Regions from separate parts of the Homo sapiens genome. Here region 2 is linked to region 1. The links are chromatin loops, found by intact Hi-C in ENCODE. Cell type or tissue: breast epithelium. All regions are shown on one strand. Each heading gives the region's core, and the rest is flanking DNA. Links, peaks and the distances in the headings are about the cores only. Region 1 holds the start of LYZL1 (lysozyme like 1). Region 2 holds the start of C10orf126 (chromosome 10 open reading frame 126).

The links. Peaks named below come from ENCODE experiments on the same cell type or tissue, not always from the same donor. Only the 100,000 strongest peaks of a DNase experiment are listed, where the experiment ranks them.
Region 2: a loop joins it to region 1, with 7 times the contacts of the local background. A loop is called at or near these places in 2 of 110 quality-filtered maps.

What each region holds. Positions count from the first base shown.
Region 1 is chr10:29,286,138-29,302,671 of GRCh38, forward strand. It overlaps LYZL1 (lysozyme like 1), which reads left to right and starts at 2,933. Exons shown (of 5, transcript NM_032517.6): 1 at 2,933-3,093; 2 at 5,706-5,869; 3 at 6,382-6,540. The coding sequence starts at 5,731. RefSeq lists an enhancer at 16,257-16,534. In breast epithelium, for the core only: no CTCF peak of the experiment used is centred there; no DNase peak of the experiment used is centred there.
Region 2 is chr10:28,845,372-28,861,905 of GRCh38, forward strand. C10orf126 (chromosome 10 open reading frame 126) reads left to right here and starts at 1,037. Exons shown (of 5, transcript NR_164114.1): 1 at 1,037-1,092; 2 at 1,748-1,892; 3 at 2,845-2,995. In breast epithelium, for the core only: no CTCF peak of the experiment used is centred there; a DNase peak (open chromatin) is centred at 8,030.

The DNA of each region.
Region 1 (16,534 bases), core at 4,599-12,598:
TTTTCCATCCCTATAAATTTTGCCTTTTCCATAATGTCGTATATATGGAATTATATATAATACGTATATATAATAGTAATCTTTTGGGTCTGCCTTCTTTTATTTAGCAAAATGCATTTAAGATTCATCCTCATTGTTGCGGGAATCAAATAGCTCATTCCTTTCATTGCTGAGTAGTATTCCATTGTATGGATAGATCATAGTTTTTGAATATATTTGCCTGCTGAAGGTCATCTTTGTTGCTTCCAGTTTTCATTGATTATGAATAAAGCTGCTATAAACATGGGTTAGCTTGTTTTTGTGTGAATGTAAGTTTTTTATTCACTTGAATAAATACATAGGAGTATAATTGTCGGTTTATGTGATAAGTCCATGTTTAATTTTATGAGAAACTGACTAACTGTTTTCCAAAGTGACTGTACCATTTGTATTTCCACCAGTGATAAATTGGAGTTCTTACAGTTCTGTGTCTTCATCATTTGGTTTCATCTAATTGATTTTAGCAATTCTAATTAGTGAGAAGTGATATCTAATTGTGGTTTTATTTACTCTTTCCTGGTGACAATGATATTGATCATCTTTTCATATGCTTGTCATTTGTATATCTTCTTTGAAATGTCTGCTTAAATCATTTGCCCTTTTTTTAATTGGGTTATATGCTTGCTTATAGTTGAATTCTAAGAGTCCTTTATATATTCTGAATACAAGGCTTTCATCTCATCAGACATTGATTTGTAAATATTTCTTCCAATCTGTAGCTAATCTTTTCATTCCCTTAACAGTGTCTTTCAAAGAGCAAAAGTTTTAAATTTTGATCAAATCCAACTAATCAGTTTTTTTTTCTTCCTTTCATGGATTGTGCTTTTGATGTTATATCTAAAATTTCATTGCCAAACCCAAGGTCCTGCAGATTTTTTATATTTAACTTAAAGAATTTCATCGTTTCACACTTTTTACATTTAGGCTTTTGATCCATCTTGAATTAATTTTTGTATGAGATATAAGGTATGTATTCTTCAATATGCCTTATGCCTTGTTTTATTTTTGTTGTTTTCGTTGTTTTGCACATAGACAGTCTTATTTTAGTACCATGTGTTAAATGGAACATCATCTTTCCATTGAATTTAATTTGCATCTTTATAAAAAGCTACTTGACTACATATGTGTAACACTATTTCTAGGCTCTCTATTTTGTTACACTGTCCTATGTGTCTGTTTCCACAAATATCATCCTGTCTTGATTACTACAGCTTTATATTAAGTTCTAAAATCAAGCAATATGAGTCCTTCAATTTTATTATTCTTCTGAATAGTTTTGCCTACTCTAGTCCCTTTGCCTTTTCATATAAGTTTTAGGACCCTCTTATTGATATTTTCTAAACAATTTTTCTGGGAGTTTAAATGGGATTCCACTAAATCTATGTATTAAATCTTAATAATATTGACTCTTCAAATTCATGAATATGGTGTGTCTTTTTCATTTACTCAGGTCTTCTTTAATTTTCCGTCTGTCTTATAGTTGTCAGTATATATATCCTGCACATATTTTGTTAGGTTTAAATTTAAGTACTTCATTTGCATTTGTGTACTATTGTAAATGGATTTTTTTTTATTTCAAACTCTTATTTTCTATTCCTAGTATATAAGATTGTAAATGGCTTTTGTATATTTACGTCATATCTGAAAACTTGCTAAGCAAGCATTTTTGAAAAAGAAAAAGACAATCCGTCTCTATTTTCTCACTGGTAAGATCCCTATTTCAAAGCATTTTGAAAAAGATGTTTGAGGGAAAAACCTATACATTTTCTCATATTATAGACTGTTCACAAGAAGTCCACTAATGGCTTCTAAAGATAAAAAAGACCCTCAAGCAGCTTGAAATAACGAAAGTTGAAATTGAAACTCTGCTGAAAAATTATGTTTCATCTCTAATATTGAGAAATATTGAAACATTTGATAACACAGTGTGCTATCTTCCTGATACAAGCCCATGTGAAAGGCAATTTGGCAAATATCTAGCAAAATTACAAAATTATACCCTTTGATCCAGCAAGATATTCTTGTAAAGTTACAAATGACATATGTACAAAATTACTGGTTGTAATATGTTTACAATAGAAGAATAAAATAAGTGTGCATCAATATGAAATTGGCTAAGTATGCTATGTTGTATCTGTATAATGCAATACTATATGAACTTCAAAATAGATTTCAACAAAACCTTTGCATTATTGGCAGATGGAATTTAAGAAAATATAACGATTAGTTAGGTGCAGCCAACAATAAACTTCTACTTAGATCTACATATTCTAATGAGAATTCATTTCAAATGTGTCACTAAATCTGAACATTGAAATAAATAGACCTTGAAAACAGCCCTTTAGTTATTGATTCACAAAGTGTTAAGCCAAATTTTTCAAAAATAATAAAATCATGTTATTACAAAAATATTTTATTAATAATAATTTGACTATAGCAAATGTGCTGTTAATAAATTTTTAATGTTAATTTCACCTCTATGTCATTAATTTTCAAATTTTAGTTTTATGTATGTTGATAATTTATGTAGCATATTAGTACTGAGGTACAGAAGTATGATTTATAACTCAATGTACATCTAAAGAGGATACATGCTTAACTTTCTTTATTAATGGAATTTGTGATAAAGTTTGCAGACGCCTCAGAGAAGAGCTCTCACTTGGACAGGAGGCCCTGGCCAAGTTGTGTAATGAGGAGGGTTGTTGAGGGGAAAAGACAAAAAACAAGAGGTATTAAGCCCCAGAAGACAGTTATCACCTGCCTCAGAACACAAGCATGCAGGATGATACAGCTTTTAGTGCCAAGAAGTAGAATTCTAGCATCTCTAGGTGGTGAGAAACAAAGGATTAAGAATTTTTCTTTCTCTAACACTCTAAAGAAATGTTCTTGAGCTAGGAAAGGATTACTCGCGCCTCGTTAGAATCAGACATGGCTTCAGGGGATGCAGGACGCTCCCCTGAGCTGCCTGTCACCGACTAAGTGGAGCAGTGTTTCTTCCGCAGACTCAACTGAGAAGTCAGCCTCTGGGGCAGGCACCAGGAATCTGCCTTTTCAGTAAGACCTAAATTACTCTTATGAGAACCAGCAATGGCAGGTTCTTGAAGGATGTAGAACATGATGCTTGGGGTTATCATTGCTGCGGGTTTTCTTTGGACTTGTTTGAGATCAGTAAAATTCTAAGGCAGGGGATGGAAACCAACTCTATTTGTAAGCTCTGTATCTTTTTTTCTTTTTTCTTTTCTTTTTTTTTTTTTTTTTTAGACAGGGTCTCTCACTCTGCTGCCCAGGCTGGAGTGCAGTGTCACAATCATGGCTCACTATGGCCTCAAACTCCCAGCCTCAAGTGATCCTCCCACCTCAGCCTCCCCAGTAGCTGGGACCACAGGCACACACCACCATGCCTGGCTAATTTTTGTATATTTTGTAGAGGCAGGGTCTACCTTTGCTGCCCAGGCTAGTCTCAAACTCCTGGCTTCAAGCAATCTGCTCACCTCAGCCTCCCAAAGTGCTTGGATTACAGGTATCACCCACCATGCCTGGCCTTAGCTCTGCATCTTAAACCTCGTTTGTCTGTCCCTCACAGCTTAACACAGTGCTGTACACAGCGGACTGGCATGCTCTCTCTGAAAAGGGCCAGATAATAATATGTTAGGCTTTGTGGTCTATACGGCCTCAAACACAATTACTGAACTCTGCCACTGTAGTTGGAAATCAGCCACCAATGATATATTACCAAATGGGTGTAGCTATGTTTCAATAAAACTTTACATACAAAAGCGGGCCTGGTTTGCCCACGCTTGCTATTCACGTTTGTAATGTACATGCCCCTCATGCAATGCAGTTCCTTACCTTATTGCTTAGTCACCTTAAAGCCCTGCTTGTTACTTGGTGCGGTGGCCTTGCTGATGACTACTTATCCCTGTTTTGGGCCTAGCCTTTCAATGCAGGAATCCAGCCCCAGGGAGAGAAACTAATGACTGGAGAAGTTTCTAGGCAAGTGCAGAAAATGACACGGGATGAACATATGTAAGAACATCAAGTTCAGGATCCCGAGTAGTTGTCAGAAATTTCACTTCACCCCATCCCAGCAAGGCTGTTGTATTTGGGGAAGACATTATTTCAAGAGGGGAAGAGATTGTGGAAAATCAGTAGGCAGCAGGAGACAGCTCTCTTGATCCTACTCCCATTTCAGATGATTCCGCAGGGGTCTCTTTATTGCCCCTCTGCTCCCCCAGGTGCTTTCCTCCTTTCATGAGGCTTTGTCCTCCATCCCTCTTGCTCCCCAGTCAGGTGCCAGACTTTTAGGAGGCCCCCCGGAGCACTGGTGGTGAAGCTTAGCAAAGCAATGCATTTGCAATCTAAGATAAAACACTCATGTTTTGGGCTGGGCATGGTGGCTCACACCTGTTATCCCAGCACTTTGGGAGGCCGAGGTGGGCAGATCACAAGGTCAGGAGTTTGAAATGAGCCTGACCAACAGTGTGAAACCTCATCTATACTAGAAACACAAAAATTAGCCAGGTGTGGTGGTGGGCGCCTGTAATCCCAGCTACTCAGGAGGCTGAGGCAGGAGAATCGCTTGAACCTGGGAGGCAGAGTTTGGAGTGAGCCCAGATGGCGCCACTGCACTCCAGCCTGGACAACAGAGTGAGATTCCATCTCAAAAAATAAATAAATAAATAAAAGCACTGATACTTTGGAAGCAAAGCTCCCACATTTGGAACTGAATCAAGAAAAGAAAATGAAAGAGTAGGTGCTTAATCTTCACTCTTCGATAAACCCCCAAACAATAACCCTTAAAGTTTTCCATACAGGCCCACGTGTCTTTCATCTGTGGCTGAAATGGGCTGTCTGTTTCTACACATCCAGTTGATCCTTGAACAAATGTAGGGGTCACGGGCACCGACGCCTGCTCAGTTGAAAATCTGCATGTAACTTTTGACTCCCCAGAAACTTAACGACTCCATAGCCTACTGCTGACTGGAAGCCTTACTGATAACATAAATAGCCAATAAACACATATTTTTTATGTTCTATGTCTTCTGTACTGGATTCTTACAATAAAGTAAGCTAGAGAAATGAAATGTTATTCAGAAAAGAATAAGGAAGAGAAGATACATTTACTATTTGTTAAGTGGAAGTGGATCATCATAAAGGGCTTCATCCTGGTTGTCTTCACACTGAGCAGGCTGAGGTGGAGGAGGAAGAGGAGGGGTTGGTCTTGCTGTCTCGGGGTGGCAGAGGCAGAAGAAAATTCACGGATAAATGGACCCACGCAGTTCAAACCCATGTTGTTCAAGGGTCAGCAGTATAGGGAATGTTTCACCCCTGTATTCTATTTTTCATTCATAGAATTAAAATAGAAATCCTAAAAATGCCCCCTGTGGTTTTCACCTGGATGTGTATTAAGGAGGGTTAATTTTTTTGCTTGCTTAACCCTGAGAACACAGCATTGACTTGAAAGTTACTGTATGGAAAAGCATTAAGGAAACAGCCTTCAGTTGCCTTCCTTCCCTGGACCGTAGAGTGGCCGGTTTTCCCTGATGGTGGCACTGAATGACCAAAGTGACAGGCAGCATCTAGGCAGGGCTGTGCACAGTCACCACCGCTGGATTTCAAAGTTCCTGAACCAAGATCGTCTGACCTGTTCTCCGGCTCTTTGGCAGGTTCTGTCTCCGGCAGGCTTTGAGGATGAAGGCTGCGGGCATTCTGACCCTCATTGGCTGCCTGGTCACAGGCGCCGAGTCCAAAATCTACACTCGTTGCAAACTGGCAAAAATATTCTCGAGGGCTGGCCTGGACAATTACTGGGGCTTCAGCCTTGGAAACTGTGAGACTCTTTCTTTCCTGCTCTCCTTCTGTCCTTGACCTTTCCCCTGAGATGTTGAAGGTCCTGGCCACACTCCCTGCTGTGTCTTCCCAACTACCCCTGCTCTGCCCTCACCGCACTCAGGGGTGGCTGCTAGCCTAACTGTGGCTCTCTGGGTCTCCTCTCCTTCCTCCCCTGCCCCTCATTTCCTTATTCCTGGAGTCCTGTCCTTATGACACTAGCCAGGGAAGGGGAAAATAATGCCACCTCTGCTGGCATTGTGGGGAGTGGGGGGACCTGACTGTTGGTCTAGATTAGGCTCAGCCCCTGACTGGGTGTACAGCTTCAGGTGTGCCATCCCAGCCCCCGATGTGCCCCTCGTGTGCCCCCTGGGCGCATGCCCGCCCTGCCCTGCCCAAGGTGTATTGGGAGGAAGCAGTCAGGTAACAAGGATAAGGAAACTCGCCCTCAGACCAAGCTTAGAGCAAAAGATGCACTTCCTTTGCTGGCGTTTCTGGCTTTCCCCCCTCCAGGGATCTGCATGGCATATTATGAGAGCGGCTACAACACCACAGCCCAGACGGTCCTGGATGACGGCAGCATCGACTATGGCATCTTCCAGATCAACAGCTTCGCGTGGTGCAGACGCGGAAAGCTGAAGGAGAACAACCACTGCCATGTCGCCTGCTCAGGTGAGGCTCTGACTTTCCAGTGATGCCATCCTCAGGACTAGGCGAGAAAGCCGACAATGGGATCACCAACCATGTCTTGCTTTAACTAAAATTTGGAGTTCAGGCTTGCAAATAGGTCTGTTCCAGATTGGTAAATTATGCAACAGTTTCCAAGGTGACACTCAGGATCCTGTGGCTGACTTCTCCAAAGATGACTTATTCCTTGTAGACAGTTTTATGAAGCCCCCACTAAAGCAGGTGGATGGACAAACAACCCTACTGCCCTTTCATGTTAGAGATATTTGATGTCTTCAGTAAGAAAAAGGAAGCTGCCTGCCAGCTGCTTTCCATAAGCAATTCGCTCAGAGGATGCAGTTTGTACTTCTTAGTGCAGAATGAGATGAATACACTTTAGGTTTCTTTCTTTTCTTTTCCCTTTTTCTTTTCTTTCTTTTTTTTTCTTTTCTTTTCTTTTTTCTTTTTTTTTTTTTTTTGAGACAGGGTCTCACTCTGTTGCCTAGGCTGGAATGCAGTGATGTGATCATAGCTCATTGCAGTCTTGACCTCCAGGCCCCAAGTGATCCTCCCTCCTCTGGGTAGCTAGAACTATAGGCACACGCCCGGCTATTTTGTAATTTTTTTGTAGAGACAGAGTCTGGCTATGGAGTCCCGTTATGGGGTCCCACCTGGGCTGGTCTTGAACTCCTGGCCTAAGGAGATTCTCCTGCCTCGGCCTCTCAGAGTGCTATAGTTATTGGTGTGGGCCAGTATATTTAGCTAGCCACATGTCTTAAACATTAGAAATTAAGCTAGAATTTACTTTCATGTCTTCTACTTTAGTCATTCCAGAAATACATATGAGCACAGCATTGAGGATAACAAAATACATCAGGCATGAATTCTGCTTTACCGAACTTTCATGTGACATGACAAGAAAAGAGAATATGTGCTTACATGAAGTTAAATCATGTAAGGAGGAGTGCGCTGAGTGCCATGGGCTTCAGAGGAAAGTGACAGTATTAAGAAAACCATGGAGCCAGGCACAGTGGCTCATGCCTGTAATCCCAGCACTTTGGGAGGCCGAGGCAGGTAGATAACCTGAGGTCAGGAGTTCAAGACCAGCCTGACCAACACGGTGAAACCCCATCTCTACTAAATAATACAAAAATTAGCTGGGCACGGTGGTAGGTGCCTGTAATCCCAGCTACTCGGGAGGCTGAAGCGGGAGAATTGCTTGAACCCGGGAGGTGGAGGTTGCAGTGAGCCGAGATTGCACCATTCTACTCCAGCCTGGGTGACAGAGAAAGACTCTGTCTCAAAAAAAAAAAGAAAGAAAAAAAGAAAATCATGGAAAATTCTGTAAACACAGTGATATTTGACCCGAGACTTAGAAGATAGGGAAGATTTGGGTAGAGATAGAGAAAAGTTATCCCAGGCCAGGGGAAGAGCAAAAGCAAAGAGGTGCCTGTGGGAAGGTGTGAAGCATGAACAGAGAGTAGGGAGAGGCTTGTTTTTTCTGTAACAAAGTGACATGAAGAGAATCCCAGGGAAGGCAGGTGGAGAGGCTAACGACCATCTGAGTGTGAAAAACCCAGGCTAAGAGGCTTTCACTGATTTCTGCCTGCAAGAGGAAACCAAGAGAGGTCAGTTAATTAAGCATTGCTTCAGCAAGATCAATCTGCAAGCAGGGTGTGGGATAGATTAAAGCAGAGACCATTTAAGTGTCACCACAGTTATTGAGCTAAGTGCCATAAAAAGACTGAATGATGGTCATGGTTGGTGACATGGAGAAGACTGATGCAAGAGATGCTGAACAGGCAGAGGGCAGAGCTCAGTCAAAGGCATTTTCTCTGTGCTGCCTCTAGAGTGTAAGTCCCTTGAGGGCAGAGAGTTCTGTTTCATTCACTGATGTATCCTCAATGTCTAGAATGGTGCCTGGCCATTGCAGGAGCTCAATAAATGTTTATTGAATAAATGGAGAGAATGAGGAACAAGAGTGAAGTCAGAGAGTCATAAAATATTCTATTGCAAATTCTTTCAGAGCAGAAAATAAACCGTTTTAACTTCTCTTTGCCACATCCAGGAGTCCTCTCCTTATTGAAGGGAGATACATCCCAAGACCCCCAGCTGATGCCTGAAACTGCAGATAATACCTAACCCTGTATATACTATGATTTTTCCTGTACATAGATACCAATGACAAAGTGTAAGTTATAAATTAGGTACAGTAAGATGTTAACAATCAATAATAATGGGATAATTATAACAATATACTGTAATAAAAATATGTAAGCACCTTCTCTCTGACTCTCAAAATATGTTACATTGATAAAACTAACCAACCACTGCTGAGTGTAAATGAAAACTTGGAAAATGAAACTGCAGATAAGGGGGAACTATTGTACAAGATAATCAGTATATGGGTTTGAATGTTTGAATGACTGAATAATATGTTAAGTTACCTAGTATATTGTCCCTACCCTAACATTGATAAAGAATGATCACTACCTCCTGAGATAGATCTCCCGATTGTTGGTCAGCCCTTAATTTAGAACATTCCTTTGTTAGGCCAAAATCTGTCTTCTTCTAACCTTCTATATCAATCCTAGTTTTTCCTTCTGGGTTTATTCAAAACAAGTTTGCTTTATGTTACACATAAAAACTTATTAACTGTATGCAAATGATTTATAAGTACCTCTCATCTCTGGTTTCTTATCTTCTGAGCTAAAACATTCAGTATATTCACTTTCCATAGGCATGACTTTTGAACCCTTCTCTGTCCCAGTCAATCTTATTAGCATTCCCTAAGAGCTCACCAATGGAGTCTTTCAGTTAAATATGAGGATTAAATGTGTGCATTTACCTCCCATGGTGGGCTGAGTCCCCAGCTTCCAAATGTCCACTCTCTAATCTCTGAAATCTCTCACTCTGTTACCTTACAAGGCAAAAGGAACTTTGCAGATGTGAGGAAGGATCTGAGATCAGGTAGGGGAGATTATCCGGGACAATGTGGGTGGAACCAGTCTAATCTCATGAGTCTTTAAAAGCAGAGAATCTTGCCCAGCTGTGGTCAGAGAGAGCTCCAATGATAGAAGAAGAAAGAGAGATTCAAAGTGTGAGAGGGACTTCACCCATCATTGCTGGCTGTGAAGATGGAGTAAGGGGCCATGAGTCAAGGGGTGTGAGTGGTCCCTAGAAGCTGGGAATGGCCCTCAGGTGACAACCTGCAAGCAACAGGGATCTCAGTCCAACACCCACAAGGAACTGAACTCTGCCAAAACTCAAGTGAGCAAGGAAATGGATCTTCCTGCAGAGTGTCCAGAAAGGAAAACAGACCTGTCAGCACTTTGACTTCAGCCCTGTGAATCCCCTGGCACTCTTCCAGCCATCGGAACTGTAAGGAAATTTTGCAGTGTTCAAGCCACAATGTTTGTGGTAATTTGGTAGGGCAGCAATAGAAACCCAATACCCCTCTCCTCCCTCTTGGTGTCCTGCCAAATTAATACCAAAGGGATTCGAGAATCAATAAGATAAAAAGATAAATCCACATATACAAGATAAATGGAAGAGGAAACAATACCAAAACATTTAGAAGCTGGAAAGCAGGAGGCAAGTGGTGACTAACTTAGTGATTAAAGACATCTGAATCCTAAATCAGCAGAGAGAAAGCTGAGAAGCAAACACAGAACCAACAACAACAACAACAACAAAAAGCTCTGAAATCAGTAGCATTAGCTACTTCTGGAAGTTAGAATGAAGACAGATTACAAACAGGAAGACACATTTAAAGTTCACTTAAGGAGTAGTTAGAACATCCAGTCCCTTCCTGAGGCATTCACCTACTGACTGCCCCTCACTCACCCTGGCAGAATACTGGGACTTTTTCCTCTAGACGAGTAAAGTAGAAAACCTCTCAACTGAGACCTCAACAATCTTTGAGGTTGAGAGCTCCAGACCACAGACATGGGAGATTAAGTTATAGTTTCTATAGTTCCAACCACCATCTCCACTCAGACCCCACAATGATGGCAGCCAGGCCAGACTCTCCAGATGAGAAGATTTTCTTCTAGGGATCTGGCCAAATTGAAAGGAAATTACTAATGACTCTGAGTGGGACTCCCCAGTGAACAAGACTGGTCAAACCTCCCTGCAGTGAGATCCACAGTTGAAAATCCCTACCTCTGAGCACAGGGCTCTGCCAGCCTTTAGTGCCCCTCTCTTAAATAGTTGCAGAGAGCCAAGGCTCACCAGACTTCAGAGGAGTAGCAGTGACATGAAAAAAAATGAAGCAAAAACCAAACAGATAAAACTTTTTGAAAGCAGAGTTTATGCAAGGAAATGAAACTTCAAATTCAGAAAACTACCATTAATATCTTCAGATAGATAAGAGAGGATGCTTGGATGAAACAAAGCAAGATGCTTTTTTTGAAAAAAAAAAAAAAAGAGAGAAAAAGGAAACATTCAGATAACCAAATAAAGAACCTTTGGAAATTAACAATATGATACAGAAATGGAAAACTCAGTAAAGTAGTTAGAAGATAACATTGAAGAAATCTCTCTAAAAGCAGAGTGAAAAAAAGAGATGAGTGAAAAATAGGAGAAATAAGAATGATAAAATAAATGGATATAAAAATACTTTTTAGCAGGAGAGAAGAGAAACAATAGATAGCACACAACCTTTAAAAAACATTTCCAGAACTAAAGAGCATGTGATTTCAATTTGTAAGGTTCATCACATGACCGGTACAGCAGTCACTCCTTGTCTATGGTTTTGCTTTCCATAGTTTCAGTTACTCATGGTCATTGTGTGACTCAAAAGTATTAAATAGAAAATTCCAGAAATAAACAATTCATAACTTTTAAATTGCATGCCATTCTGAGTAGTGTGATGAAATCTTGCACCATTCTGCTTTGTCTCATACTGGATATAAATTATTTCTTTGTCCAGCATATCCACATTGTATACACTATGGTCCCATTAGTTACTTGGTAGCTGTCTCAGTTATCTGCCTTAAAAAACATAGTATATGTAGAATTTGGTACTATTCATCATTTCAGAAATCTACTGGGAGTCTTGGAATGTATCCCCCTTGGATAAAGTGATTATTGTACACTCACACTCAGGAACATCCTCATACAATTTCGGAACATGATAGAAAAACAGAATATACAACAGGCTTCCATTTGAAAATAAAAGTTCCATACAAAAAATCAAGCATCAGAGTGACATCAGACTTCTCAACCACAACACTGGAAGCTAGAAGAAAATGGAAAAAGTCTTCAAAATTCTTAGGGAAAACCATTTCCACTATAAAATTCTGTGCTACCAAATTATCAGTACATTTTGAGCATAGAATGAGTACACTTTCTGAGAACCAAGTTGTTAAATTCTTTACCTCCTGTATCATAAAGAATCCTGGCTGGAAGACAGAACAAACACAAACTGGGTAATTGGAGGAGAATATTAATAAAGACTCTACTTACAAAAATCTGATCAAATCATAGAAAAAACATGGCAATAGTGAAGTAAGGGATTAGGAATCACAGGCAATTACCACCCCCTTGCCCAATGAGGAATGGAAAGAGAACTATGACCAGCACCGAGGTACAAGGGGTCTGCAGGGAGAGGACAACCTTCTAGGATCTGAGACCTTCCTTCAAGGGATGTGACTTGTGCTGAGTGACCTGACAGAAATAAAGCTGGAAGATATTATATGTATATGCCAACCTCAGTGTCCCTCCTCTGTCCCTTCCCTGCTGATGCCTACTCTTATTTAAACCCCTTCAGAAGTCAGAGGACATGGGAGACCATTGACGGCAACTGTGTGCGTTGGCCTCTGAGTGCACAGAGCATGGTGGAGAAGGGTAGAGAGTGGATCCGTCAGGGCAAAGATGACATATTCAGCTCACCTCCCATGCACCCTCTCTCACAAAACCGTAGGAAAACATGCTTCACAAAAAGGATAAACTAAAACAATAAAGAGGAAGACATGGTTCAGGAAACAAGGGACTCGATGAGGGAGAAAGGCAAGAGGAATGCCCAGCCTGATTGTGAAGGATGATCCCAGGATGAGCTTTTATTATAGATTTCTAGTTACACCTCATTATGGTCAGAGAATATGGTCTATATCAGCCGTCCCCAACCTTTTTGGCACCAGGGACCAGTTTGCAGAAGACCAATTTTCCATGAACCAGAGGGAGGAGGATGGTTTCAGGATGATTCAAGCGCATTACACTTATTGTCCACTTTATTTCTATTATCATTACATTGTAATATATAAGAAATAATTATACAACTCACCATAATGTAGAATCAGTGGGAGCCCTGAGCTGATTTTCCTGCAACTGGACAGTCCCATCTGGGGATGATGGAAGACAGCGGTAGATCATCAGGCATTAGGTTCTCATAAGGACCGTGCAACCTAGATCCCTTGCATGCTCAGTTCACAATAGGGTTCGCACTCCTATGAGAATCTAATGCTGCCACTGATCCAACAGGAGGTGAAGCTCAGGTGGTAATGCAACCAATGGCAAGCTTGTGGCTGTAAATACAGATGAAGCTTAGCTCACTTGCCTGCCGCTCACCTCCTGCTGTGTGACTTGGTTCCTAACAGACAATGGACTGGTATCCGTCTGTGGTTAGGGGGTTGGGGATCCCTGGTCTATATGGTTTCAGACCTCTAATATGTCTTTAATCTTGTTTTACAGCACAGCAAATGTGTCTTATGATGAATATGCATTTGAAAAAAAAAATGTGTATTTTATATTTGGTGGGTAGATGTTCTATAAGTGACTGTTATTTCCTTTCTGATTTTCTTACTGAGAACTTATTAGACAGATCTTACTAGAACTATCATATAGTGAGAGATAGATATTGAAATTTGCAACTATCATTTTAGTTTTGTCTATTTCTCCTTTCAGTCTTGTCCATTTTTGAAGCTTTGTTATTAGGCACATATTCATCGAGGACTGTTATGTCTTTGTGGTGAATTGACCCTTTTGTCACTGGAGTCCGTGTTTCTCCTTAACTCTGGTACTATTTCTCATCCAGAAATCTACCTTATCTGATAGCAATACAGCCCACTCTCACTTTCTTTGGGGAAGTCTTTGCATAATATGTTTCTTTCCATCCTTTTACTTTTAACCCATCTGGGTCTTTATATTTAAAGTGAATTTCTTATAGATAGCATATAGTTATGTGTTGCTTTTATATCCATTCTGGTAATTACTGCTTTTCAGTAGGAGTGATTAAACCATAGGTCAGCAAATGTTTGCCTAAAAGGCCAAATGGTAAATATTTTAGGCTTTTCAGGTCATATGGTTTTGATTGCAACTACTCAACCACGACAGAGTGTGAACGCAGCCATAGAAAGTATGTAAATGAATGGGACTGGCTGTGTTCCAATAAGGCTTTATTTACAGAAACAGGAGGTTTTCCTGTGGGACATACATCGTGGAACCTTGATTAGATCATTTACATTTAATGTGATTATTGATATGGTTAGTTTTAAATCCCATCTTGCTATTCTGTTTTCTGTTTATGCCATCTATTCTTGGTTCCATTTTTTCTGCTTTCTTTGGAATTAAAAAAAAAATTATTATTCTCTTTCATTTCCTCCATTGGTTTGTTAGCTATATCTCTATTTTGTTTTTAGTAGTTACTCTAGGGTTTCCAATAGGCATCATTATCGTATTACATTCTACCCTCAAATAACACACCACTTCATATATAACATATGAGTTTCTTAACAGTATTCTTTAATTTCTCCCATTTCATCCTTTGTGCCATGTTGTCACGCATTTTTCTTTTATATTTATATACCTCACAATCCATTTTTATTATCTTTGCTTTAAACAATTGTCTTTTAAATAAATTTTTAAATGAGAAAAAAGTTCTATAATATTTATTATGTATTTACTATTTCCAATACTCTTCATTCCTTTGGTGGATTTATTTGGGGAAGTAGTCAATCGATATCACTTTCCTTCAGCTGAAAGAACTTTCTTTACCTTCTTTTTGGTTTTGGTTTCGGTTTTTTTAGACTAGAGGTCTACTGGCAAGCATTTTCTCTGCTTTTGTTTGTCTGAAAATATCTCTATTTTATTTTGATTTTGAGGAATATTTTCTTTACATATAAAATTCTGGGATGACAGTTGTTCTCCTCTCAAGTTGTTGCTGTTTTGAGACAGGGTCTTGCTCTGTCACCCAGGCTGGAGTGCAGTGGCATGATCACAGTTCACTGCAGCCTCAACTTCCTGGGCTCAAGTAATCCTCCCACCTTAGCCTCCCGAGTAGCTGGGACCACAGGCACATGCCACAATGCCTGGCTGGTTTTTATTTTATTTTTTGTAGGGATGGGTGATATGGTTTTGCTGTGTCCCCACCGAAATCTCATCTTGAATTGTAACTCCCATAATTCCCATGTGTTGTAGGAGGAACTCGGTGGGAGGTGATTGAATTATGGGGGCAGTTCTTTCCGGCACTGTTCTCTTGATAGTGAATGAGTCTCACAAGATCTGATGGTTTTAAAAACAGGTGTTTCCCTGCACAAGCTCTCTTTTTGCCTGCTGCCATCCATCTAAGACATGACTTGCTCCTCCTTGCCTACTGCCATGATTGTGAGGCCTCCCCAGCCATGTGGAACTATAAGTCCATTAAGCCTCTTTCTTTTGTAAATTGGCCAGTCTCAGGTATGTCTTTATCAGCAGAATGAAAATGGACTAATATATGGGGTCTCGCCATGTTGCCCAGGCTGATCTCAGACTCCTGGGCTCAAGTGATCCTCAGCCTCCCAAAGTGCTGGGGTTACAGCTGTGAGTAATCATGCTCAGCTTCAAATTGTTAAAGATATTCCATTGCCTTCTGTCTTGCCTTGTGTATGATGGGAAACCAATGATTTTCTTATCTTTGTCCCCTGTATGTAATATGTCTTTTTTATCTAGTCATTTTTAAGATTTTCTCTCTATTACTCATTTTCAGCAATTTGATTATGTGTGATATTTGTGTTTATCTTACTTGGCATTCATTAACATTTTGTACCCCTGAGTTTATAATTTTCATTAAATTTGAAAACATTTCAGTCATTCTTTCTTCTAATACTCTTCTTTTCTCCTTCAAGGATTCTAATGGCACATATGTTAGATTGCTGCTGCTGTCACATTTATCACCATGGCTCTTCATGTTTTTAGCCTTTTTCCCTCCCTGTGTTTTATTTTCAGTAGTTTCCATTGTTATGTCTTCAAGTCCACTGTTACTTTTTTTTTTAATGCTAATCTATTAAGCTTATTGATTGGATGTTTCTTTTCAGATACCGTATTTTTTATTTGGTGTTAGGCAAACTTTCGTATCTCTCATTTCATTTTATTCATGTTTTTCTTGAAGTCCTTGACATAAGTAAGCATGTTTATAAGAAGTGATTTAAATTTCTTATCTGCTGTAGAATCAACTGTCATTTCTGGGTCTTGCCCTTGACTGATCTTTCTCCTGGTATGTGCCACATTTCCCTGCCTCTGCACAAGGAATCATTTTTTATTGAATACATACATAGTGTGTGTGTTGATGGCTGTTGTAAGTCCTCGAGTCTTGTCTTCTTAGTTTAAAAGAATTTCAACAAGAGATACACAGCAAAGGAGATGTAGCATAGACTAATTTATTGAAAAAGAAAAAGAATATTTTGTAAGTTAGGTGCAGAATGGACAGTACACCCTGAGAGAAACTTCAGGGCAGGCTGCTCGTAAGGATGAGACATCAAAGGCCGGCACGAGGGATGCTCCCTTTAATGGAGTCTTCCATGATTATTCATAAACGGGTGGGAAGAGGTGTTGCTAGTAAGCATGTTCTGGGCGGTCCTCTTCGTGCATTTGCGCAGTAGCTGTACATGGATGTTCATATGTCGCATGTCTCATTAGCATCTTAAATCTCCACCCAGGTGTGTGTTTTTTATTATTATAATGAGCAAAGCGTGAGTTTGAGGACAGGTAAAGTCAAAATGCGCATGTTCCCTACAGGGGAAAT
Region 2 (16,534 bases), core at 3,604-11,603, 440 kb before region 1:
AATCATCAGGATGTAGAAACTGCATTCTTCAGTGAGTCAGCTTCTCGTGGGGTCCTTCAGACCAGCTGGCGTCAGTAGTTTCATCAGTATGCATGACCTACAAGAATATCTCAAATGGAAAGCAACATTTCACAATGTTCAGTTGTTATCTGTGGAGCAGTGAAGGGGGACTCTAATCTTGTGACAGGGTCTGTGTGATTCTGGAGCAATAGGTAGCAAAACACTATGAGGAAGGATCAGAGAACAGCTGACCCCATGACTAACACTGAGTATGTGCAAGCTTGGCTTATTTTTGTTTCTCTCCCTCCCTTCTCTTCTGATTAATTGTATAAAGTTTCTAGGGACAGTTTCAGGGGTGATAGATGATGATGGTACGAGATTTGCAGTAGAAGGGAAGGAGAAGGTTCTGGAAGGGGAAAAGAGGACCAGCAGGGTCCCTCCATCACCTCCAGGTCTGCAGGAGGTGGCAGGAGGGCCTGGAATGAAAAACAGCCAGTGGCTGGGCGCAGTGGCTCACGCCTGTAATCCCAGCACTTTGGGGGGCTGAGACGGGCAGATCACGAGGTCAAGAGATTGAGACCATCCTGGTCAACATGGTGAAACCCCGTCTCCACTAAAAATACAAAAATTAGCTGGGTGTGGTGGTGTGTGCCTGTAATCCCAGCTACTTGGGAGGCTGAGGTAGGAGAACCACTTGAACCCGGGAGGTGGAGGTTGCAGTGAGCTGAGACCGCACCACTGCACTCCAGCCTGGCTACAGAGGGAGACTCCATCTCAAAAAAAGAAAAAGAAAAACAGCCAGCGCATGAGAGAAGATGTGAGCATCGTCCTCAGGGAAGAGTCAGTTTTTGTCAGAACAAGGAGGGACTATTTGGAAGTTAGTTTGGGATGTGAGGCGTTTTGCTATTAGTGGATCAGGCTGATGGCACCGTGGAGGGGTTTCAGGAGTCAAGAACAGGTGGGAGAAAGTTTCCCAGTGCAGGTTGTGCAAGCCTCCTGGCCCGGAGAGTGTGGGTGTGACGAGTGGCTTGAGAGACAGGGATGAAGAGCATGAATGCGAATGTACAGCACTGAGCTCGCGTCTGCCACATGGTAAGCTCTTAGAAGACCTCAGCTTCTTATTCATTTTGTCACAAATCGATTAATTACTGAGCTGAAGGACATATTAGAAAACGGTCAATAGCAATACTTCTAACTTCCAATCTGTACTTACGCTTGGCATTCAATCGATGTTATCAAAACCTGTGCCAGCTCCAAGGAAGAGAGAACACTGTTTTCTGATTTAGTTGCTTCCTGAAAGGAGCTGAGAGCTGTAAAACACAGGCAAGATTGGACTTTTCAATAATGCTTATATATTGACTTGCAGAAACAATATTAGAACTTTTTTAAAATGCACACATTATCTCCTTAGGGTAAGGGAAAAGGTTTTACCTTTTTATTTTTGCATCTCCCCTTTGAGTGAACATCATTCTTTTTTCTTTAACTCACAACTTTACAAGGTATTTGGAGAAATATAAGGGAGAGATAGTTTCTGTTTCTCACCTCTTTAAGCAATGTCCTCTTGTATACCAAATAATATCTTCCTGTGGTTAATGATATGAGAAACAGAATGCCTCTCCAGAAACCTTTTCACATCCCAGATTCAGAGTTCCTGAGGCCAGAATCTGATCTGACATATTTTACTACTTAGGTAAATCCTTAATCTCAAGAGTGATGAGAGTGAAGTCTTTTTATGTTTGTTTTTTAGAGATGGGCCTCTTTCTGTCGCCCAGGCTGGAGTGCAATGGTGTGATCATAGCTCACTGCAGCCTCAACCTCCTGAGCTCAAATAGTCCTCCTGCCTCAGCTTCCTGAGTTGCGACTACAGCCATGAACCACTGCATCCAGTTCAGGTTTTTTGTTTGTTTGTTGTTTTCCTTAAAAAACACTAGTGATTCTATTTTGATTCTGACAACTTTCATAAGGTCCAGGGACAAAATAAATGTGTTATCTCTTGGGAGGAGATGGATTTATAAGCCCATGGGCACCATTCAGAGGCCATATGCCCTGGAAGCACTGAGGAATGTGCTCAAAGCAAACCCTTGGGTCATCCTTGACTCTTCTTTTGCTCTCACATCCACATCCAATCTATGAGGAAATTAACTTAGCTCAGGTAGTTTAAAAATCCATCTGAATGTTGCGGCCAGGCATGGTGGCTCATGCCTGGAGTCCCAACTACTCAGGAGGTTGAGGCGGGAGGATTGCTTGAGCGCAGGAGCTCGAGGCTGCAGTGAGCTATGATCATGCCACTGCACTCCAGCCTGGGCAACAGAGCAAGGCTCAGGCTGGTCTTGAACTCCTGGCCTTTAGTGATCCTCTTGCCTTGTCCTCCCAAAGTGTTGGGATTACAGGCACGGGCCACTGAGCCCTGCCTAAAACGTTCAATGTCAGTGACTTGGAAGAATGTTCTGGTGGACGGGAAAGCCCCGGATGGAGAGAGGATTCAGGCATTTGAGAGGTCAGAGAGAAGCAAGGTATCCAAGGACAATGGAATTGGCTGCTTGTTGCTCAATTGAATTGAGGCTCTACATTAGGATAATGAAAAGCTGTAGGCAGTTAGGGAGCAATTGAAAGCCACTTGTGAAGGCCTGAGGGCCTCCAGGAATGGGGCCCATATTCACTCCATTCAGTGTAGAAAAAGCAGAAGACCAAACTATGGATTTAATAGGCTTGCCTAGCTTCAAAGATGATTATCATTACACAAAGATCAGAGCACTGGTTGGGAAAACATGGAGCTCTTGTGCACGGGATGGGGACATTTGGGTGGATGCCTCCAAATATTTTGAGCTCTCAAACTCTTCTAAGCCCTCAGAGCCTGCAGAGGTGGCTCATCCTTCCCTGTTATGATCTGAAACTACCCATATGGGCCAACACCACAGAGTTCTGTCCCCACGGGCCAAGGAGGGCTTCTCAGGATCCTCAACTTCTTGCCTGGTTGCCAGACCAATCACTAGAGGTAAGTCGCAACATCACCAAGCCAAGAATATTATGGCAACACTGATGAGCTAGAAAGAGACTGTACCTCCCTCAAACTGTGAAAAATTCACCCCCATGTACTAGAAGGAAGGAACTGGATTTTGAAGGCGCTTGATCAAGGAGGCAGGATAAAGGAGAATACAGGAATGTGAGGGCATTTTCTCAGGATATGGGACTTAATGCTTGGCAAAGACCCTAGAGGATGGTGCAGACTTGCTGCTTGGGTGGTTCAACAAGCCTGGAGATAGGTCCATGCTGAGCGGAGCTGAAACAGATTTTTAAAGGCTCAGGGAAGTGAACATGCTGGTATATTATGGCGATCAGAAGACCCATCAGAGGATTATTATGCCCAGGGAGGTCTGGAGAACACAGCATTCACCAAGCCATTGGGAAATTAGCTGAAGGCTTTCCTCTGCAGACCACAACTGGTGGTGTGAAAGGCTGTTGTGGAGTTGAATCCACAGAGAGTAGTGATGATGGGGTGAAACAGATGGGAATCTTGTGAGGATACTTCTCAATACATCTAATCAAAAGATAGCCAACACAGGCCAGGCGCAGTGGCTCCCACCTGTAATCCCAGCACTTTGGGAGGCCGAGGTGGGTGGATCACTTGAGGTCAGGAATTCAAGACTAGCCTGGCCAACATGGTGAAACCCTGTCTCTACTAAAAATACAAAAATCAGCTGGATGCGATGGTGTGCACCTGTGGTCCCAGCTACTTGGAGGCTGAGGCAGGAGAATCACTTGAACCCAGAAGGTAGAGGTTGCAGTGAGCTGAAGTTGTGCCACTTCACTCCAGCCTGGGAAACAGAGTGAGACCTTGTATTAAAAAAAAAAAAAATCCAACAAGGATGCCCAGGAGGCTGAGGGTGTTTGCTCTATCAAACATTTGCAATTCCTTGTCTAGTACCTGGAACCTGAGGCAGTTTTCAGACCTGGAATCCCCCAATAGAAAGGGTGGCCATGTTCCCAGGATGAAGGACCCAGCAACACCACACCAAGTCTATGGGTATAATTCCTTTTGTCCTTCCCCAAAAGACATTTATTCAAGTGACTCTACTCTGGGGAAAAACTCCCAGATGTTTTGAAGATTACTGGATGCCCTGCAGGGATGGATGGAGGTAGGCATTGAGGTGTGCAATGATTCAGATCTTCACTGGAGAAAGGACTTACCTGGCAGCTTCAAGGAGTGTAGCCAGCCGACAGCTTCCAGCTGCAGCACCTGGAGGATCTGCTTCAGCTTTTCAACCAAGACCACACTTTTTCTGGGCAGCTCCCAGCCAATACCGGCACCATGGTGGTACCAAGGCCGTGTCTGTCCAACACAGGAATCCTCTTTGCTCCAGAGCTTCCCATCATGTTGGTCAAATCCGTGTCTGACCCACCAAAATCTGAGGCTCTCTCTTGTCTATCTTGTTTTCTACCCTTTTTCCTTTTGTAAGTGTCAAATCTGCATCGTGATCTGAAGGCTTTCCATGCTTGGGCAATCTTGATATTTCCTCTTACGCTTTTTACAAATATTACCCCCCACCCCAAATCTCTTGCACTTCTAAATCAACCTCATTGTCTGCTTTCCTTAGGATGCAACTGACATGATGCTCTGGTCTGCTGGGTTGTAGTCTGTTTAGCCACAGATAAGGCAGTCGGGTGCGGTCAATGGCTTTGCAGAGGCTTGCTAACACATGGAAATGTTTATGCACATTTAAAAAGTTGATTCACAAAGTAGTACCAGATTTTCTCATTACAGTATTTTAATGCAGGGGCTCTTACAGTTAAAATATTCTGGAAGTTAAGTAGGAAAACTACATTGAAGATAAATCTAAGTTAATTACAGATGCAAAATTTTTGTTTTAAATGTAAGCATCTACCCTACCTCCTTCAACCAGAGTTAGGCTGGGGTTCTGTGAATTGCACACAGACGTTTCTTGCTTGTTATGGAATTTGCTTTTTGTATTTCGGAAGCAACTACATTCTGGGCAACAAAACCAAACTGGTCTCACATTTAGATTAAGCACCTTCTATGGCTGAGCCACTTCCTCTTGAATATTTGATAGTCACCCAAAATTAAGGACAGTGGTGGATACATTCTTCGCCTTCTGTTTCAACACTCTCTTGCCTTTCTTATTACCTAGTGCTATTTGTGGCACCGCAATCATATATGTTTACTAGGTTTAGACAACAACAACATCTTGGCTGCCACTTAAAAAAAAATATTTGAGATCCTTGACAACAGCTCAATTCCTTGGACTTAGGAAGAGGTCACACGGCTTCTCACAATGGCTGAGACAAGGGTGGGAGTGGGAAGGTCTTTCCGTTTCTTCATCCAGGCACTTAGTAAATAAAACCAGTTCCTCAAAATAGCTTTTATACAAAGAACATAATCTTTTACCTAAGATTCTTTATTTGGTTTTCCATCATCCAGTCTTTTCCTTTTTTCTCTTTTAAAGCTCGAAGCCCATGGACTTTGAGATTTGTTGCATCTTTATCCACAAATCTCCTCCCTTTAATAACCAGTCTTCTCAGAACTTAAATTCCATCAAAGCCAACACCTTCAATACACGCGGCCCATTTTTCTTCTTCGGATGCTGACTAGACCGTTTTCCAGTCATTCTCATTTTATCAATATCTCCTTCAATCTTGAGATTCCTTCTTAACCATTTCCTTCTAAAGGTCTATTCTAACTGCCTCCAAATGATTTCTTCTTCTTCGTCATTATCTTAATGCTTCCTTAGCCATGAGCTTGTTTGTACAAATGTAAAGATAAATGGTGACTGGCAGAATGCCTGTGCTTGAAAGATACAAACGGGCATATTTGCCAATTTCTTCTCTCTTATAGAACTGTGGTCAAACTACTCCGCCTTCATTACAATCACAAATGTGTGAGACTGAAGGAGAGGCCGAACATGCCTGTAATCTTGGCATTTTGGGAGGCTGAGGTGGGAGGATCCCTTGAGCCCAGGAGTTTGAGACCAGCCTGGGCAACATGGCGAAACCCTGTCTCTACAAAAAATACTGAAAATTAGCCTGGCATGGTGGTGCATGCCTGTGGTCCCAGCTACTCAGGAGGCTGAAGTGGGAGGATCACCTGAGCCCAGGAGGTGGAGGCTTCAGTGAGCCCTGATTGCATCGCTGCACCCCAGCCTGGGTGACAGTGAAACCTCGTCTCAAAAAAAAAAAAGAATAAAGGAGAATATTCAAAATCACCATCTGAAATTTGAGGATTGAGGGACTAATTTGGCTACTTTGTAATTGTTTTATTATTATTATTATTTTTTGGGATGGAGTCTCTTTCTGTCCTCCAGGCTGGAGTGCAGTGGTGCGATCTTGGTTCACTGCAACCTCCGCTTCCCGGGTTCAAACGATTCTCCTGCGTCAGCTTCCTGAGTAGCTGGGACTACAGGTGCACGACACCACACCTGGCTAATTTTTTGTATTTTTAGTAGAGACGGGGTTTCACTGTTAGCCCGGATGGTCTTGATCTCTTGACCTCGTGATCCGTCTACCTTGGCCTCCCAAAGTGCTGGGATTATAGGTGTGAGCCACCGCGCCCCACCTGTGATTTTTATATAGTTGTTTGCTGTCAGAGCTAAGGATTTTACTGGAGTTAACAAATAACTATGCTATAAGTAACAAAAATGCTGAGCCAAAGACGTGCTAATACTTTTCCTGGTATTAGCTGGTTTCCCCTTGAGTTAGAACATACCTATGAGAACACACAGAAGGAAATCTCTCAAAATGTAATTGACATCAAGCTATTTATGTGTACCTGTTTGCTTATCATCCATTGAGCCAGACATCTGACATCTTTGTTGCCTTTTTGTTTCTAGGTCTTGGTACTGTTGACATTTGATAAATGTTTATTTCTTGATTTTAATTCTTAGCTTTTGTTTCATTTAATACTTTAGTTCTTCACACCAGAATTGTCTGGAAGGCAACTGGAAGTTTAACAGAGATAAAGGAAATCGAGATCACAGTATATTCCTCATAGTTCTAACATCTGCATTTCAGGAACAGAAGACAAACGTTTTAAATGTTTTGCCAACTGCAATTAAACAAAATGATCAACTCCTTATCATGAGACAGTTCAGGGATGTATGTCTGCAATTCACACATTTCATTTCCTAGCTTGTTCTTCTTTCAATAAAGAGGTCACAATGGGAGTGACTTTTAGTCTAAGTAATAAACGGTTTACCTTTGCCTTTGTGTCTCTTGTAATAATTGTTGCATTGGGTAAGGATTAAATGTGATATGTGCGTTGTGATCTGCTTCAGAACAGGAGAGGAAATGTGTTGGTCTTCCCCAGGATCACCTCTGTGAGCCACTTAAAACTCTAGTAGACAGAGCACTGGAGAGTGTCCCCCAGAGAATTGTTTTAACTGGCGATCTGCCTGCCCACCATCTACCCCTAAATCCTAATGAGACTAAATAGTCTTTTGTTTTTATACGTGTGTAGAAGCTATTCCAAAGCTTTTTAGATTTCATTGACTAGTAAATTTCCAAAAGATATTTTTGAAGCCTTGCTTAAAGTTTTTAATATTTTTATTTTCTCAGGTAAAAATAGTTTTTTAAAAGAGATTGTCAAACAGATTTTTTTTTCCCAGAAATATTTACTGTAGCAGATATTCCTCTCTCCTCCCTTTTTGGCAAAACTTTAATTTCATGTGGGAGTTTATCCCTTTCCCATATGAGTTAAAGTTAAATCTTGACAAGTCGAAGCCTCTAAGTCAATATCCTTGACAGTGATTGGCTTAAGGGGAGGCATGAGATCCTTTTCTGGACTACTATGTACATGGGAAGATCTGTTAGGGGTTTATGCTGGTCTGTTTCCATTTGTCCCGCTCCATCCAGAACTCATCTGTCTTTTTCTGCTTTTCTCTGTGCCCCAGGAGGTTGACCTCTAAAGATTGCACTGTGAAGTCTTCCTTGTCCTCTGGCATTCCACTGGATTTGGCTAATGGAGGCATTGCTAGGAGGGCAGAGTATTCATAATTCGACCTCAGACTCCCTTCCTTCTGGCTGCGATCCAGACAGTAGCCACATTCCTCTAAGGCACAGCTCCCGTGTCGGGCAAGCTTTCTTCCTCAGCTACAGCTCTCTTTATGAAGGGTGGAAACTTCCTTTCTCCTTTCTCCTTCAGGACCAGAAGCAGGGTGGACTTCCTGCTATAATCCTTGGCACTTCACCTTTTCTCCTTGGTTCTCTTAACTTTGCTCGCTTGCAGTCTTTAAACAGCCCCTCCATTAAATTCACTTCTATTAAATTCTCTAAGAGTGCAAGCTCTTCCCTGCTCAAACCTTGACTGATATAGGGGGCTTCGAGGAATGGTTCTTGAAAAGACTCACAGAGGAGGAAGACACAGTCTCTCTTGTACTGGAGGTCATTGTGTCAGCAGGTGACCCTGGGACCTTGGAGGCAGCCATTTTGAACAATGAAGGGATCCAGATGAGAGAGACCAACATGTTGTGGCTAGCAGAGTCAAAAAATGGAAGGGGAGTGTGTCCTTGAGGCCACTGTGCCTTTGAATGAATCAATTTTGGAGGTGCCCTGAAAGGGGACAGTGTGCTCTATGATCTAGTACACATTCCTGATGCTTTATGTCACTTTGAGCAACAGTCTTGTGTTCTGTGAAGCTGAACAATTTCTCTCTCACCTTTTTGAGATGGGGTCTTGCTCTGCACCCAGGCTGGAGTGCAGTGGGGTGATCAAAGCTCACTGCAGCCTCAAACTCCTGGGCTCAAGTGATTTTCCTACCTCAACTTCCCCAGTAGTTGGGACTATAGGCATGTACTGCCACACCCAGCTAATATAAAAAAAGTTTTAGGAAGAGGGATCTCGCTATGTTGCCCAGGCTGGTCTCAAATTCATGGTCTCAAGCAGTCCTCCTGCTTCTGCCTCCCAAAATATTGGAATCGCAGGCGTGAGCAACCATGGCCATCGGAAAGTTTCCTTGAGTCTGATAAAGCAAACCCACAGGGTGCAATAACAAAACAATGGGATAGGTGTGGGGGAAATGTACTTAAATAGAGTGAACAGAGATACATCTAAAGTGACTTGAACGATGAGAAGTTCAATGAGAGATGAGCAGGTGGGAAAACAAACTATCACTACCACTTCAGAAAGAAAAGGGACATTTAAACTCCAAATATGCAGACAGAACATAAACTGAGAATAAATGGAAGGGCTGGAAAGTTAAATGGAATATTAAGGACATTACTTTTATTTTTTCTCAATGTTTGGTAAGCAATGGTGTGTGGGTGTGTATGTGTGTGTGTAGTGTCTTTTTCCATGGTTTATGGCTTAAAATAAATTTTTTGGTAGAAATTATACAAAGCACTCATTGCTGCATGCATATGTAACAGGGTGGCATTTAACCCAGTTTAGGCAATGGGGCAAAGTCAGTGAAGGTTGGTGCCAGGATCCTGTACCTGTAAGACTGAAGTGGTTTTCAGGGCCCCCGCTCCACTCCCACACGCTTCACCAGTTCCTGGTCTTGTCTCTGCCTCACCCCGTTCTGGGTTGCTCTGCTCTGGTCTTGGTCATGGGCCCTGGCCTCCCTTCCGCCCTGGCCCTCCAGGCTGGCTTGCCGTGTGCTCTCCAACATGTGGTCCTGGGCTTGGGTTCCCCGTCTCCTTCCTCCTTATCCTTCTACCTGGCATTGCACCTCTGTGATTCTCTAGAATAAATTCTCTATCCTTGAACTGCTATGGTGGTGATTTTGGTCTTCGTAAGCCATTCCCCTTAAAAAAATAACTTTTTTTTAAAAAAACAATTTTCTCTAATATATTTTAGGATACTTTTAATTTAAAAAACCCCTGTGTGGCATTCTTTTCTCATGGGCTGTAAATGCTGAGTGTGTTTCATGCTTGCCCCCTCTCTGTGCTCCTTGTCTTACTCTGGCCCCTTATTCTAGACCCTCCTCCAGCTTATGGCCCTCCTTTGCTTCTTCATCTCTTTTTTTAAGACAGGGTCTTGCTCTATCACCTGAGCTGGAGTGCAGTGGTGCAATCATAGCTCACTGCAGCCTTGAACTCCTAGGCTCAGGTGATCCTCCCACCTCAGCCTCCTGACTAGCTGGGACCACAGACACGCACTACCATGCCAGGCTAATTTTTAAATTTTTGCTAGAGATGAGGTTTCACTACGTTGGCCAGGCAGGTCTGCAACTCTTGGCCTCAAATGATCCTTCCAACTCAGCCTCCCAAAGTGTGCTGAGATGACAGGTGTCAGCCACCGCACCTGGCCCACTCACCTCTTTGAATCGCTATCTTCTCAATTCTGAATCCTTCTAAATTTTCCTCACCAACACTAGATTGAGAAGTGGGAAGAAGAAACAAGAAAATAGGAGGAGAAAGAGAGGCCCAAAACTATTACTTTCTAATACAAGCAGAAGAGAATCAAGGTGAAAGAAAAGATCTTTTGAGGCCTGGAGTTGAGTGAGCCCATGAGCCAAACCTTAGAGGGAAGGCGGGAGGCAGGGCTTGTGATTTCTTCTTGGGTGACCTATTTGCTTAAATGATGCTGGAATTGTAGGCCATAGATGCAAATTACAGAATCATTCCCTGACTTGCCCACTAGGTTGGGCAAGTTGGGGAAAATAATCAATTTATCCCTTGAAAATTAATTCTTTCTGTTGGACGATAGCGAAAGGGCCTAAGAAGATCCTGAATAAATGCTTTCTGATGATGTGGGTGCAACCAGAAGCCACTGCACTGATGTTTTGAGGCCTTTCCAGTGGTAGAGTTCAAGAGTTCTTAATTAGGAACACATGTTCTGAGAGTCCACACAGTCACTTCTTGTCACCCTAAAGGAAGACATTAAAGGGTATGGCTCTAGAATGAAGAATGGCCTGGTGCAGTGGTTTATGCCTGTAATTCCAGCACTTTGGGAGGCTGAGGCGGGAGGATCACTTGAGTCCAGGAATTCGAGACCAGTCTGCGCAACAAAATGAGAAAAATGAGACCCCTGTCTTTACAAAAAATAAAACAATTAGCCAGATACGATGGCGCATGCCTGTAGTCCCAGCTACATGGGAGGCTGAGGCAGGAGGATGGTTTGAGCCCAGGAGGTTGAGGCTGCAGTGAGCAGTGTTTGTGCCACTGCACTCTAAGCTGGGCAGCAGAGCAAGACCTTCTCTCAAAAACATAAAAATAATAAAGGAAGAAACTTGCTCCTTGTGATATATGGGGCAAGATGTTTTGACCCTTTCCTTTTTTCTTGGCTTTGGGACCTTAGGGGATTCACTTAGCCTCTCTGGGCTACCAGTGTTGTGATCTGTAACACTGAGATGATTAATTCTGTTCTGCTCACCTCTCAGGGTTGGAAAGGATCAAATGATACAGATGACAGCATGTTGTGACACATAGCCTTACACACTAGTGCAAGGTATCACTGAGGTTTTACTATGATGTGTGACCCAGTTGCACGGTCACCAGGCACTGTGAGTGCTACTGGCCAGCTCCCTGCTGCAGAGGAAGGCCAGAGCAAGCTGCAGTCCTACCCCTGGGTAGCTTCACTTGGCTGGAAAAAAAAATCACTTACCCAAGGTTGTGTGCCTAGACTGTGCTGAGAAGCTGGGGGAAACAGAGAGACGTCTCAACCAGGGCATTTACAAACCAGTGCCTGGGAGTACCATCAGACTTACCAAAGGACCCTCAGGTTAATATATTTGATAACATAGCTACCCAGCAGTTCAAAATGAAGTCATGTTTGTTTAAGAAAATTATAAATAAATGTGTTTTTGATTCAAGTTCATCTTTTTGGCCCCTTCTTCTAAGTATTTCTTAAATCTGCCCACTTCTCTCCATCACCACACCTTTATTCCAGGCCTGCCTCACCTCCCATGTCCATTAAACTCTCAGCCTCCCACTTGGTCTCTTTTGTTCCAGTCTCTTTCCCCCAGCAACCTACTGTCCATGCCCACCCCGCATCTTCTCTGCCTCTAGTCAGATCCTGTCACTTCCCTGCTTAGCATCTTCCAGTATTTCCCCATTCCTCCTCCTTCTCTACGGAACTCAGTTTTCCAGCCTCCCCTAGGCTGGACTAGGTTGCTCCTGTGTGCTCAGTGGGCATGCTCACCCACCTTCCCTCCTTGATCTCACTTGGTGGCCTCACATCACACTTCTTTGAAGAAGAACTCTGTCAGACTCCCACTAAATCTTCTCATCAAAACTGCTGACTTGAAGCTTGGACAAGAAGGGGGAAGAGGATATGGAAAAGAATTATCACATACCCCCACTAGACATCAACCATGTGTCTTTTTTTTCTCTTTGAGATGGAGTCTTGCTCTGTCACCTAGGCTGGAGTACAGTGGCACGATCTCGGCTGACTGCAACCTCCACCTGTCAGGTTCAAGTGATTCTCAATTCTCGTGCCTCAGCCTCCCAAGTAGCTGGGACTACAGACGCCCGCCACCACACCCATCTAATTTTTCTATTTTTAGTAGGGACAGGGTTTCGCTGTTTTGGCCAGGCTGGTCTCGAACTCCTGATCTCAAGTGATTCACCTACCTCGGCCTCCCAAAGTGATGGGATTACAGGTGTGAGCCACCGTGCCCGGCCCATCTCCTACTAAATCTATAATCATCTCCCTCCACTGTTCCCCTTTCTTCCCTCCAGGTACAATTGTAATGCATCCCTCCCCTGTCCAAGGCCAATTCCTATGCTCATGCCTTGCACACAATCCCTGCACCATCTCAGGGACTTCCTCCTTTTATTATCACCTCTATCTCTAACCTCATCAAGCTTCCCCTTTCTCCTGGATTATTCCCATCAGCATGCAAACATTCTGAATGTTTTTCCTTGATCCTTTAGAGGATGTCCAGCTATCATTCCATTTGTCTGCTTTTTATGCCTAAAATTCATGGAAGAGTCAGCTGGGCATGCCATCTCACCACCTCACCTCTTCTCCATGCCAGTCGGGCTCCCACTTCTGCTGCTTGATGGTGACTCCTGCTCCAGGTGAGCAGTGACCTCCTCCTTGCCACACTCAGGGCTCAGCTTTCTTCTTTTCTTTCTTTCTTTCTTTTTTTTTTTTTTTTTTGAGACAAAGTTTCACTCTGTTGCTGAGGCTGGAGTGCAGTGGTGCTATCTTGGCTCACTGCAAGCTGCACCTTCCGGGTTCAATGATCCTCCTGCCTCAGCCTGCCAAGTAGCTGGGATTACAGGCGTGTACCACCATGCCTGCTAATTTTTGTATTTTTAGTAAAGTTGGGGTTTGCCATTTTGGCCAGGCTGGTCTCGAACCCCTGACCTCAAGTCATCTGCCCGTCTTGGCCTTCCAAAGTGCTGGGATTACAGGCATGAGCCACTGTGCCCAGCCTCAGCTTTCTGCCTTCATCTTGCTCCTTGCTCAAGGGCAGTCACCACCTCCCCTGGGTTTCTTTGTCTTTCCCAGTTCCCTCGCTGGCTCTTCCTCCCCTCCTAACACAGCTGTATGACTGTGTTCCTGAGCCCTCCACTGCTCTTGCCACACTCTCTGTGGGTGGTCCCAACTTGACCCATGGCTTTAAATAGCATTTATTTGCTGGTGATTCCTGAATTTATAGCCTCAGCTTAGACCACTGTTCCTCTGAACTTCAGACTTGTGTATCCAACTGCCCACTCTCTACTCCCATGTAGCAATTTCACAAGCATCCCAAAGTTAGTATGTCCCAGAATGAACTCTTAATTCCTGCCACTTCAATCTATTTATCTCCTGTCTTCCCTGTCTCAATAAATCACACCTTCATCCACCTGTGGCTCCATTCAGAAACCTGGATGGCCTACGTGTCTTTTCCCTATACTTACCTTCATAGCCGATTTGTCAGAAATTCTGGACTATTCTACCTCTAAAACAACACATCTTGAATCCGTCCACCTATTACCTCTTCTTTCACTATAGTCCAAGCCACCACCAGTTTTTTCTTCTCCTTCTTCTTCTTCTTTTTTTTGGGGGGGGTGGGGGGCGGGGGTGGGGGGTGGGGGCATGGTTTTGCTCTGTTGTCCAGGCTGGAGTGCAGTGGTACAATCATAGCTCACCGTAGCCTCCACCTCCTGGGCTCAAGCAATCCTCCCACCTCAGCCTCCCAGGCAGCTAGGACTACAGGCCAGTTAACTACTATGGTCAGTTAATCTTTAATTTTTTTTTTTTGTAGAGACAAGGTCTTGCTATGTTGCCCAGGCTGGTCTCAAACTACTGTCCTTAAGTGATCTTCCTGCCTCGGCCACCCAAAATGCTGAGATTACAGGTGTCAGCCACCGTGCCCAGCTCACCGTAAGCTTCTTAAGTGGTTTACCTGGTTCCACTTGTGGAAGGCTTCAATTTCTTCCTACGCAGCATCCAGGGAAAGTGTGATGCCTGTATAAATCTTCCAGTGGCTCCCCATTGCCCAGCTCATATGGTCCTACTTGGTTTGGCCCCTGCCTTTCTATAAGCCCTCCTTCTCTCACCATGTCTCTGCTCCTCCTCTTTCCACAACCCGTGGCTGGCCCTCATATCTGTCTGTTTCACTGATTAATGCTCAGTCTCTGGTAACTGCCCCAGTGCAGAGACTGTGCAAATTAATATTTGTTTTGATTGTTGAATTTATTGCCACGTGTTAGATCCTAGAGTAACTAAGATGAACTAAAGAAAGCTTCCATCAAACAGGAGCTGTCAGTCAAGTAAGTGACACAAATGTGTACACAGAGAATATTTACAATTCATTTTGATGGGGTGAACACGAGGGGAAGCCAAGGAAAGGCTTCTCAGGGAAGGAACACTTGAATTGAGTTGATGAACCTCCCCGTAAATCTAAACCATCGCATAAAAACAATAACTTCAGGAAATAGAATGGAAAAATATGCTAAATTATTAATATTAGCATTCCTGGCTTTTAGCTTGGTGGAAGTTTTTTTTTTCTTCCCTATTTTGGTATTTCCAAATCTTCCAGCATGAATTATAAAAATAGTTAGCTTTTTTATGATAAAAAAGTAAAAAAAAAACCTGGAGGAAATAGTTCTTACACACACACACAAACGTGCACACACACACACACGATTAAAACAAATGAAAACAAACAAAAATCCCTGTTGAGCAATGCAAACACACATCACACTTTGATATTAATAAAACGAGACACACTCGGATATCTCATTGTGCATTTTCTCATATGTTTCTGGAAGTCAGCTGCAGGTACTGGAAATGAAGCTTCTTCTCAAAATAAATTTTCCGAAAACAACAAAAAAAGATTGAAGAAAAAAGTGAGAAAAAGGATGAGAAATGGTGAAATCTTTTTACTGAGTTTATGAGTTGAGTGGGTAGCAGGGAAAGGATGGGTTGGGAGGGAACGGGGAGGAAAGGAAATAGGAGTTTTTGGTGATGTTCCACTCATAAAAGTCAGTGGATATTTTTACAGGTACCAGCTAGTCCTTCCTGAAAATCCTCTAACGGCGACAGGCTGTGAAGCAGTAACAGGAAGATAAATGCTTTTCTGAAGAGTAATTTTAGTGCCGTGTGGAAAATGTGAAGGGGGAAAAAAATAAAGATCGAATGGAAAATCCATCCACGGGCCAACCCACACCACAGAAGTGTTGGGGACCTTGCGTGTCCTAATTAGCCCCTACACCAGGAGCAGCAGCCCCAGCAGAGGCCTCTCTCTGGGCAAATGCCCTCGTCCTTTGTGGGGGGCAGCCTGGGTAAAGAGCATTCATTTACTCCACATGCCCTGAATGTGGCTATCATTTTGAGGGTGCAGAAGAATTGGAAAGTATAAAAAGCTAAGACCACCAAGCAGTGACCTTTTCCCCTTATTCTACAATGCAAGTCTATTTTTCCATAATGGGTATTAGATGTTTCTGAATGGAGCCTTCCTAATGCAGGCAGTGTTGCAGGGAAGCTGCTTGCAAACTCTAACCTCTCTCCAACTCAGCTTTTTTTTCTACCCTAGTCAACCCTTTTGCAATCACGATGAAGTTCACGCAGATCTCACCAAGACTCATCTCTTCCTTTTGTTTTCTCTCCGTGCTGAGATGATCCTCATATAGTGCTCTTCGGAAGTTCAGAATTTTCCCATGCTCCTGTGGCAAGCTTTAGAGTTTCCAGTGCCGGAGCACCACCCAGCTGGCGGAAGCCAAAAACAAGATGGCGTCGTCATGAAATAAACCCTACTAGTGTGTGGGGGATTCATAGCTTTCTCCCCTCTTCTTTACTCGTACAGCTTCTCTTCCAAGTCAGAGAATTTGAGATGAAGAAAATTCTGAGGATTTCCTGAGAGCTTTGTACTGAGACATCTTTAAATATCTAAGAGAAACATGGGCAACTGTAATTTCCTTCCTAGGACCACCTCACTAGATGATACCGTTCTGTTTTAACAAGGGTAGCCAATGGTTGAAAATAAGAGTCATACCCCATGTTCAGAGCATAGCCATTTTATGTTTTGAGGTACAATTAACCCTTGAACAACTTGAAGGTTAGGGCAGTATGCATACTCCTCCATACTCCAAATTCTGTGTATAACTTTTGCCTTCCCAAAAACTTAACGACTCATAGTCCACTATTGACG